2 separate regions of the Homo sapiens genome follow, and region 2 is linked to region 1. Evidence: read pairs that join two places in POLR2A ChIA-PET (ENCODE). Cell type or tissue: OCI-LY7. All regions are shown on one strand. Each heading gives the region's core, and the rest is flanking DNA. Links, peaks and the distances in the headings are about the cores only.

Region 1 (5,378 bases), core at 255-5,254:
TTTCTCCCACCACCCTGACCGAGCTCCTACAGAGTAGAATCAGAGAAGGTGGAGTAGAGAGCTAGGGTTTCCAACTCTTACATGTGGTAAGAAGACACTCCTCCCCTCCTAGCCAGAGAGATGCACGTAAGGCCTTGGGTGAAGCTGAAACCTGCATATTCATTTATCAATAACAGGAAACCCTGCTTTGTGTGTCAAAGGAACTGAAGAAGGGAATTTGGAATTCTGCCCCTACTTGACATGCACACCCCTTTCCTCTGTTAGGGTGGTATCACACAAAGCCAGCTACAAATGAGGGTTGTAATAAGGTCTGGAGTCTCCTAATAGTCCCTCAAATATTCAAGTTTCAAATAAAGATTACTCATAAAAATCAAGAAATAGGAACGTCTCCACCTCAATGAAACAACATGATAAATGTCAACACAGAAATGTCAATACTATCAGGATTATCTGAGAAATATTTTTAAATTGTCATAAAAATAATTAAATGAAGAATTATGAACATGCTCAAAACTAATGAAAAAGTATAAAGCATAAAAATTAAAGGTTTCAGTAAACAAAGGGAAATTTTAGGACTAAAAACTGTAACAAAAATCATGTAACTCAGTCTGAGGTGATCTTAAATGTATGTAGAGAAAATATATAAGGCAAGTATAAAAAGCTAATAATACAGTGAATAATGGGAGGTATACAGGTTTATATATTTCACTGAAGCTGGTAAAAAGATGTCAGTATACTATGACAAATTATGTTTACAGAATTTCACACCTCAAAAAACAATTTAAAAAGACACATCTTTATACCTCTTTAGGTATACTCAAAAAGATGATAAATACATCAGAATGAATGTCTCAAATCTCTTCAAATAAACTACATAAAGGACAAAAAAAAAAAAAAAAAAAACTCAAGAGAAAAGAAAACAAAATAAAACCAGCAAACAGAAAATGAAGAGCTAATGAACATATCAAAAATTAACATTAAATGTAGGCTGGGTGCGATGGTTCGCTCATGCCTGTAATCCCAGCACTCTGGGAGGCTGAGGTGAGAGGATCACGAGGTCAGGAGATCGAGACCATCCTGGCTAACACGGTGAAACTCTGTCTCTACTAAAAATACAAAAAAAAAAAAAATGCACCACCAGGCGTGGTGGCATGCACCTGTAGTCCCAGCTACTCAGGAGGCTGAGGGAAGAAAATCATTTTAACTCAGAAGGTGGAGTTTGCAGTGAGCCAAGATCATGCCACTGCACTCCAGCCTGGGCGACAGAGCGAGACTCCGTCTCAAAAAAAAAAAAAAAAAAAAAAAAAAACAACAACAACAACAACAAAAAAAACAAACAAAAAAAAGTAAACTATTCTAAATAGTGTAAATACAACAAAAATATGGAGATTAGCAGTGTGAATTTTAAAACATGCCCCACACGTATACTATCTATAAGAAACTCACTTTCACATAAAAGTAGAGACAGGATGAAAAGTTCAAAAGTAAAAAAGAAAAATGTATCATGCAGACATTAGAAGAAAGCAGGAGTGGATAGACATATTCACCAGATAAAGTAGACTAGAGAAAAGAAAATTTTCAATGATGTAAAAGATATTATATAATGATAAATGAAACTAGTAACCGAGAAGAAACCACAATCTGTACTGTCCATGCAGCAAGAAACAGAACTGAAAATATGTGAAGTAAAACCTAAAAATATAAAAGAAAAAGACAAATCTACAATTACAGTTGGAAAGGACAACATCCTTTCTCAATTTACAGAACAACTTGAAAGAAAACCAACAAAGAAGAGGACTCAGCAACACCATCAACCAAAAGAATTGAATCAACATTAATGGAACGTTCCACCCAATGCCAAATACACATTGCTTTCAGGGTTCCTGTGCCATAAAAGAAAACTCAACAGACATAAAAGACTTACAATAATCCAGTGTGTTTCCCAACCACAATACAACTAAAGTAGAAATCAGTAAGACAAAGAAAAAAACAGGAGAATCTCCATACACTGGGAAGATAATCCTTGGGTCAAACAAGAATCCTTTAATAACGAGAGGATTTAAAAAAAATTGTCAAGGAAAATAAAACAATACACTGAGCTGGATAAACATGAAAATACAATACTTCAGATCAGATGAAGGTAAAAGCAGTGCTGACAGGTAAATTTATGGCATTAAATCAAAACATGAGAAAACAAAATGTATTTCAAAAATGTACACTTCTATTTTAAGAAGTTATATATAGAAGACCAAAATTAACTCATTTTCTTTGTCTGGGCTCAGTCTTTAGGACACATGTCTGCTGGGCCGGTGTACACCTTAAGCACTTTTCTGCACTCTGTCCGGTCTCTCTGATTCTTTAAATCCCACTTCATCTGGTACCAAAACCTGGGAACTGGAGACAGCAGATTTCTGTATCCTTTGCCTGTGGGACTGAGGCCCCAGAAGAGGGGAGACCTGAACCCCTCGGCACCACGGGAGGACTTCAGCCCATAAGGGAATTGGTCCTCCTCTGTCCTGGTGCCCTTCCTGACAGCGCAACAGAACCGGCAAAGGAGATTGCTGGACAGTGTCAGGAGCTCTGTGCAGACATATGAACTGCAGTAAGGGTCTGAGCCTTAAGGCAGGACCCGTCCCCAGGGAGCGTGATCACCTCCCAGGGTGAGACAACTAGTCCGACCCAGAGGGACTGGGGACAACAAGAGAGGCCCCTTGATTCAGATGAAACTCATGCTCCAACCGACATCGAATGCGAGAGAGGCTTATAGGTCGGTCGGAAAAAGGAAATGAAAGTGGCAAGAGGGGCTCGCAGCTTTAACTAAAGAAAGAGAGAGAACAGAGGAGATTCAAGGAAACTGAAAGTGGCGGGGGCTCGCTGCTTTAACTAAAGGCCAGTACGGGAAATGGGGAGGTGTGTGAAAGTATGTGAAAGAGACGGTCTGAGCAGAGGCCAACTCGGGATGTGACGTGGGGAGACACAGATCTCTTAGCACAGACTGTGTGTTCCAAAGCGAGTGTGGGACGAGCCAGATCTAGGGCATTGCATACAGCCAATAGGAGCTGCTTCACGGCTGCAGCTGGCTGTGACAGGATTAAGGTATTCTCCTGGCTAAGCAACCCCCAGACTTCCCGTAATAGGACCCCGTCTGGTCAGTCCAGGAGTGAAAGTGACAGCAAATGCGCCTCTCAAGGCTGGAGATGGAAGGAAATGCTTCGAAGGCTACTGCATTGGAGTATATGTTGAAAAATTTCAAGAAAGGTTTTAATGGAGATTAATGAAGTTAAATTGACTCTCAGAGATTGAGAACTCTCTGTGAAATGGATTGGCCTTTTTTTAATGTCAGGTGGCCGACTGAAGGAACAATAGATAGGGAGATAATTGGCCGTGTGTTTAGGGTAGTAACTGGAACCGGAGAACAATCTGGGCACCCCGATCAGTTCCCATACGTTGACTCCTGGCTGAGGGTCATTGAAAATCGCCCCAAGTATCTGCAAGTCTGTTTTGAAAACTACTGTAATACCTTGGTAACCTGTGCCAAATTACACACAGTAAAAGTGTCCAAAGAGACTGTAGAAAAAAAGAAAAAGCCACGAGGAGAACAGAAAAAGCCTGTTTTGCAAGCCCGACCTGAGGAGAGGAAAATTCCACCTCTCTATGTCCCAATATATCCATCTCTGGCAAGGCTAAGGCAGGATGCCAAACAAGTGGTCCTAGAGGAATAAAGCTCAGAGGAGAGTGATTTAAGGTTTCACCTGGCAGGGAAGAGTTAGAGCCCCTGTCTGTAAAGACTAAGGAAGAACCTCAGGATAATGAGATCAGGCTGCATCCAAGCTTTGCAGATGCCTCTCGGGGAGACACAAGGTTATATTTATCATGATGAACAAGGTCAAATCCGAGGAGGGCAGGGTCTTTTTGTTTACTAGCCTTTCTCCACCACTGACCTAAACTGGAAACAGAATACACCCTCCTATACGGAGAAGCCCCAGGCCCTTACAGACTTGATGTGGTCCATCTTTCTGACTCATAACCCTACCTGGCCTGATTGTCAACAACTTCTTTTAGCATTATTCAATATGGAGGAATGTCGTAGAGTGGCACAAGTGGCCCTCCAGTTGTTAGAAAGCAATGAACCAGAAGGCACAAACAATGTCAAGCAGTATGCACCGGAGACAAAACCAGGCAGAAGGGTTACAAAACCTGCAATGGTATTGAAAGGCACTCCTTAACGGAATAAAGGCAGGAGGAAAAAAGACAATGAATATGGGAAAGGTCTCAGAGGTTCACCAGAAGGCTGATGACAGTCATAGTAAATTTTATGAAAGGCTCTGTGAAGCATACTGCCTTCACACTCCATTTGACCTAGAGGCTGTAGGGAACCAGTGCATGATTAACAGGGCATTTGTGGGCCAGGCACAAGGTGGTATCAGATGAAAGCTTCAGAAGTTGGAAGGGTTTGAAGGTATGAATATCACCCAGCTTATTCAAGTGGCTACCATGGTGTTTGTTAATTGAGAGGAGGAAACCAAGGAACAGGCAATGCCAAAGCTAAGAAAAAGGCTGATTTGTTGGCTGCTGCCATGGTAGAAAGAGAGACTGGATTTGTGAAAGGATGTGGATGTAGAAATGGTTGTGGACATGGTTGTGGAAGAGGACAAGCTAGGCCAGGGCAAGAGGGCTGGCTAGGCTTGAGAGGGATCAGTGTGTGAGATGCAAACAGAAAAGGGAATTAGAAGGATGAATGTACAGAAACAGAAAAGGATGGAGGCAACAGCCAAGGACCTGAGACATGGCAAAGGCCAGCAGCTGCTAGCCATTGCATTTTGAAGCAAGAAGCTGACTTGGTCGGCTTGGCAGGAATTGAAGAATATGAGGACTGAGACAGACCAAGCTCGATCTCTCTGGGCCTCCGGGAGCCCTTGGTCTCTATGGAGGTAGGGGACCAACAGATGGACTTTATGGTAGATACTGGTGCTGAGCACTCAGTGATGACATGGCCAGTGGGGCCACTATCTAAAAACTATGCTACTATAGTTGGGGCAACCAGAGTGTCAGAAAAAAGGCCTTTCTTTCAGTCCAGAAGGTGTGTTATTGGAGGTCAGGAGGTCTGGCATGAATTTCTATATCTGCCAAACTGTCCGGTGCCTCTGTTAGGGAGGGACATACTTCAGAAACTCCAAGCTCAAAGTTCTTTCAGGTCATAAGGAAACATGACTCTAGATCTGAGTCGTCTGAAAGCCATGGCATTAACCCTTACCTTGCCAAAAACTGAGGAATGCAGGCTATACATGAAAGCAGCATATCAACTGTCCAAGTTTATGGGCAGACTAATGGACAGGCTTGTTCTGAAGATACCTGAAGTGTGGCAGAAGACAATCCAC
Region 2 (5,378 bases), core at 208-5,207, 58 kb after region 1:
CACTGATGTGACAGGCAGCAGAGCTCAGGTGGTAAAGATGCATTGCTTCCTATGCACCTCCTGCTGTGCAGCTGGTTCCCCAGAGGTTGGGGACCCCTGCTGTACAGCAAAAAGAAACCTCTTTAAAGCTAGTCATTTGCCACTGGCATTCTTCAGGGAGCCACCAAAGCTGCCTGCCATGCCTGCATTTATCCCAGGGAACTCTGCCACATGGTTTGATATCTGCCCAGTTCCCACGCAGTTCTTCCTGGAGCATTCCAGGGTTCTGCACTACCACTCAGGGTGCCCAAATTCACCTCCTGGGAACACACTTGCTCTACTTGGCAAGAAGTAAAGAGAAAAATGAAAATGAGCAGGATGAATTCCAGACAACACTAGGAGATGGGATACATATTTTCCCTAAATGTGACAATAACTCGCTTAACACTGAGTCTTCATTTGCCAATTCAAGACCTGCATTTGGGATTTGGCCACTGCAAAACTCCAGGTCATGGTGATGGCCACAAGCACACTTGGATCTGTGAAAGGAAGATAAATCTTGGGGCCCCCAACTCACTAAACTAAAGAGAAGAGTCAAGCTGGGAACTTCTTAGGGCAAACCTGCCTCTCATTCTATTCAGTCACCTCTCTGCTCACTGAGATAAATGCATATCTGATTCCCTCCTTTGCAGAGGTGAATCATGTTTCTTGAGCATGTGGGTTCAGATGCCTGGCTCCACATCCCACAGTTTCAATGCAAAATTGAATGAAGCACTAGTAAGGTGGGAGGAAAAGCAAAATCACATACATATGGCAGTTTTAAAAAGTTCTCCATAACGTGTGTCGTTGGATCTCCAGGAGTTGTCTTTCCCAACGTTTATGTTTCAAAAGATAATAATCTGAGGAGCTTTGTCTCTTCTAAAATGTATTAAAAACAAAGCCATAGTCATTAAACAAACATACAAAAGTTTTGATGTTTTTACTAGGGAAACAAATTGATATATACACATTAATTTTTGTGCACTTTCTATACATATGAATGGTTAATATTTTTGAAGAATATTAACCAAATTAATTAAAATGGTCCTACAATTTTTTAAGATGAAGTCTTGCTCTGTTGCCAGGCTGGAGTGCACTGGTGAGATCTCAGCTCACTGCAGTCTCCATCTCCCAGGTTCAAGTGATTCCCCTGCCTCAGCCTCCCAAGTAACTGGGACTACAGGTGCGCACCCCATGCCCAGCTAATTTTTTGTGTTTTAGTAGGGACAGGGTTTTACCACATTGGCGCAGATGGTCTTGGTCTCTTGACTTTGTGATCTGCCCGTCTTGGCCTCTCAAAGTGCTGAGATTACAGGCATGAGCCACCACACCTGGCCAAAAATGGTCCTACAATTTTAAACACAATAGCTATTATTACTAAATTAATGCAGAGAACCATATTTGGAAAAATGGCAAATTAAGTTAAGAATAAACATATAAAAAGTTTTTTTAGGCCAGGCATGGTGGACCACATCTGCAATCTTGGTGCTTTGAAAGGTGAGGTGGGAGGCTCCTTTGAGGCCGGGAGTTGGAAACCAGCCTGGGCAACAAGGTGAGACACCTTCCCCCGCTTCTCTCTCTCTCTCTCTCTCTCTCTCTATGTATATATATATATACACACACACACATATATACACAAACACACACACACACATTCTTCAAGCAACAGGAATTATTGTTTTTTGAGACAGAATTTTGCTCTTGTTGCCCAGGATGGAGTGCAATGGTGTGCACTGCACCCTCTGCCTCCTGGGTTCAAGAGATTCTCTTACCTCAGCCTTCCAAATAGCTGGGAATTCACGTATGCTCCAACACACCCAGTTAATTTTTATGTTTTTAGTAGAAACAGGGTTTCGCCATGTTGGGCAGGCTGGTCTCGAACTCCTAACCTCAGGTGATCCACCCACCTCGGCCTCCCACAGTGTTGGGATTGCAGGCGTGAGCCACCGCACCTGGGCCAAAACCATGGTTATCTCAAAGGCAGGATGGTTTTGGCCCCTTCAAAGTGAGCTACCACTTTGTTTCCTCTGAAGGGCTTGAACACAGGCGCATGGACACAATTTAGCAAAATTTCCCATCGTCGTTATGTAGGGCAGAGCTTTATCAATTGTGCTGCCTGCCCTTACTTTGCCAACGTGATGTAGGTTTTGGCTTGCTGGCAGAGGCCCGGTGGGGCTCCACTTGATGGTATAGATCTCTTGGCTGTGAGCCTAAAGATCGTGGATGCATGCGTCCTGCTTCATACTCCAGATCTACAGGACACACCGGCCACAACAGGAGCAAAAGCCATTCCTGCACCCGGGAATGATGTGGCATAATTCCTCTGGGGTGCACACGTAAGGCTGCTGGCCCACGGCGGGGTTGTACGCAGTGGTGAGAAAGCCAGCAGGAAGGCTTGGATTCTCACCGGGACCCCACTGAGAAATCGGAGTTCATTGGATAACAGAGGAAGGGAGCCTGGCCAGTAACAAATAAAGCTCACCCTGGTCAGTAACAGATAATCCTCATGGAAGAATGACCATGAGATTGGCGTCGAGTGCCAGGGTTTGTCTGGGATAAACAGCCCACTCCTTGCGATGCCAACGCTACCTTCAATGTCATGTCATCAGAGCAGGATGCCAGCAACATTCCAGAAGGATCCCATTTGATATGTTGACCTCATTCTCAAAGAAAGCAGAATCTGAAAAAGACATCAGGGCCTGTGAGTAGATGAGGTCACCTTCCAGCAGGGGACAGCAGCGCAGCACCATTGCTGCAGAAGTCCTTTGGCTTCAGCCTGAAATCGAAGAGCACAGCCCAACCAGCCTTCTAGTTTCCTCTTTTTCTCACTTTGCCTTTTTTGTTTATATAAAACCACATCCATATCCCACACATCACCAGCCACTCTCATCCATATTTCTTTAAGAAGAAAACATCCCTGCAAGGAAGGAAGGCAAGTGAATAATTCATGTATCTTAAAACGCAGCAAATAAAACCAGTTATTTAAAAAACTGGGCTTTGAAAATTACTTTCCTAAGCATTCTTTATTTTTATTTTATTTTTGAGGGAGGGTTTTGCTGTTGCTCAGGTTTGTGTTCAGTGGCTTGATCCTAGCTCACTGCAGCCTTACCTCCTGAACTCAAGCAATCCTCCTGCCTCAACCTCCCAAATTGCTGGGACTAAAGGCAGGCACTACCAGGCCCAGCTAATTTTTTTTTCTCTTTTGATAGAGATAGGTTGCAGAAAGTAGTCTTGAACTGCCAGGCTGCTGGGCTCAAGCTGTCTTCCCATCCCTACCTCTAAGATGTCTGGGATGAAATGCAGACACCACCACGTCCAGCTAATTTTTTTTTTTTTTTTTGCATTTTTATCTAGATAGGGTTTCCCAAGCTGGTCTTGAGTCTTGAATTCCCAGGCTCAAGCAACCCTCTGGCCTTGGCCTCTCAAAGTACTGGGATTATAGGAATGTGCCACCATGTCAGGTCTCCTATGCATTTATTTGTTTTTGTTTTTGTTTTCTTGAGGTTGAGTTTTGCTCTTGTTGCCCATTCTGGAATGCAATGGCATGATCTCTGCTCACCACAACCTCTTATCTCCCAGGGTCAGGCGATTCTCCTGCCTTAGCCTCCCGAGTAGCTGGGATGACAGGCATGGGCCACCACACCCAGCTAATTTTGTGTTTTTAGTAGAGACAGGGTTTCTCCATGTTAGTAAGGCTTGTCTTGAACTCCTGACCTCAGATGATCCACCTGCCTCGGCCTTCCAAAGTGCTGGGATTCCAGGCATGAGCCACTGCGCCCAGCCAGTTCTGTGCACTTTTAATCCAACAATTCCTTCCCACGCCTACACCCTTTACAAGGCATTTGTCCCTGAAGGTGAGTGGAAATGGAGGGAGGGATAAACTCAAGAAGTGAAGCCTCAGCTCTTGTGGAGTTCAAGCTGGGTAAGGGCTGACTTAGATGGAAGACAGGTGACCAAAATGCACACAGACAGATACACACGTGCAAAGGAAATGAAAGGCAAGTGCTGAGCAGCAGAAACAAACAACACCGGCAAAATCCTGGCCAGGGGCTCCTGATCCACTGCAAACAACCAGATATATAAAAGCGCAGGGTGAGCACTGGAACCTACAGGTCCGGACACTTGGACACTCTGAGGCTAAACCGTGGAAGATAAAGTTCAAAGTCATCAGGGACCAAGGCAGAAAAGGACACACTGAAACAGACACATATAAGTGAACCACTTGCAGCAAAGGCTTAGCTGGGGAACAGCCTGCACAGGAGAAATGGGGCAAGATCCTTCCTAAGGAGTGACAATAGGGTTCCATATGCCCCATACACTCCCACTATCTGATGCCTATCGTCCTGGCCTACCAATTAACTAATTTCACAAGGAAAATTAATTTTCTAAATATTTTCAAACTCCTGAGGGCTCCAGTTTGGATGATAAACTGTATGGTCACTCTGCTTTCTAAGGACACTGAGTTTTGAAGGGTGTGAACAGGACAGTGACAAGCCACCTGTGTGTTCTTTGTGGTATAGGTGGCCCAGGAAATGGAGGAAGAAGCATGATGGCCAAGGAACAGGCTGCTGTGAAATCCCATGGAGGGTGGAGGGGGCTGGCTGAAGAGGGGCCTGACAGAGTGTGAGCCCGCAAAGGTGTCTATGAGAATGGATGTGTCTTCCAGGAGCAGACTGCTGGGATGGCCAGGAGGGCAGACAAGGCCTATTGAAAAGGGGGCTGTGAGCATGCTTATGTGTCTATGAGCATGGATGTCTGTTCCAGAAGGCTGCTGGGAGAATCTGGAAAGGGTGGAGCAGACCGGTTGGAGAAGAGGTTGAGAGTGTGAGCAGGCTTAGGTGTCTATGAACGTGGATATATGACCCAGGAGCAGCCTGCCAGAAGAGCCCAGGGAGGGCAGAAGGGGCCTGCTGAAGAGGGAGATGAGAACATGCTTAGGTGCCTGTGAGCACGAATGTTTGTGCCAGGAGCAGACTGCCCGGAGAGACCAGGGAGGCTGGAGGGGTCCACGGAAGAGGGAGCTGAGAGAGTGTGAGCATACTTCAGTATGTGTGAGTGTCAGTGTGGGTGCTAGGCTAGCAAGGGAGGCTCTCACTGCAGCTGTGGAAAGGAAAACCCATCGGCCCAGAATGTGGAGCCGGTCACCTTGGCCTCTCTGTATCCAAACCCATATAAAGGAACAAATTTTTTCCTGAGAGTTGATCCTACAGCCTCCAATCCAAGTCCCAGTTCCTGGGTGGCCTCCAGAGTTGGCTCATGGGTCTCCACTCAACCCCACTGACCTGGAGCTTTGTTTAGGGCCATTGGCCACAGTAAGACCCACTTAAAGGGCTAAGTCCCATGCTGATGGCAAGGTCCAG

The links. Peaks named below come from ENCODE experiments on the same cell type or tissue, not always from the same donor. Only the 100,000 strongest peaks of a DNase experiment are listed, where the experiment ranks them.
Region 2: POLR2A ChIA-PET joins it to region 1 with 5 read pairs; 1 of 35 experiments calls an interaction of 5 or more read pairs at or near these places.

Annotation. Positions count from the first base shown.
Region 1 is chrY:20,796,054-20,801,431 of GRCh38, reverse strand. No RefSeq gene overlaps it. Among named protein-coding and RNA genes, the nearest start is that of RPS4Y2, 43 kb to the right of the region's middle. In OCI-LY7, for the core only: no CTCF peak of the experiment used is centred there; a DNase peak (open chromatin) is centred at 2,831; H3K4me3 peaks cover 928 bases.
Region 2 is chrY:20,738,203-20,743,580 of GRCh38, reverse strand. It overlaps the pseudogene TBL1YP1. Among named protein-coding and RNA genes, the nearest start is that of RPS4Y2, 15 kb to the left of the region's middle. In OCI-LY7, for the core only: a CTCF peak has its summit at 2,754 (motif pointing right); a DNase peak (open chromatin) is centred at 2,770.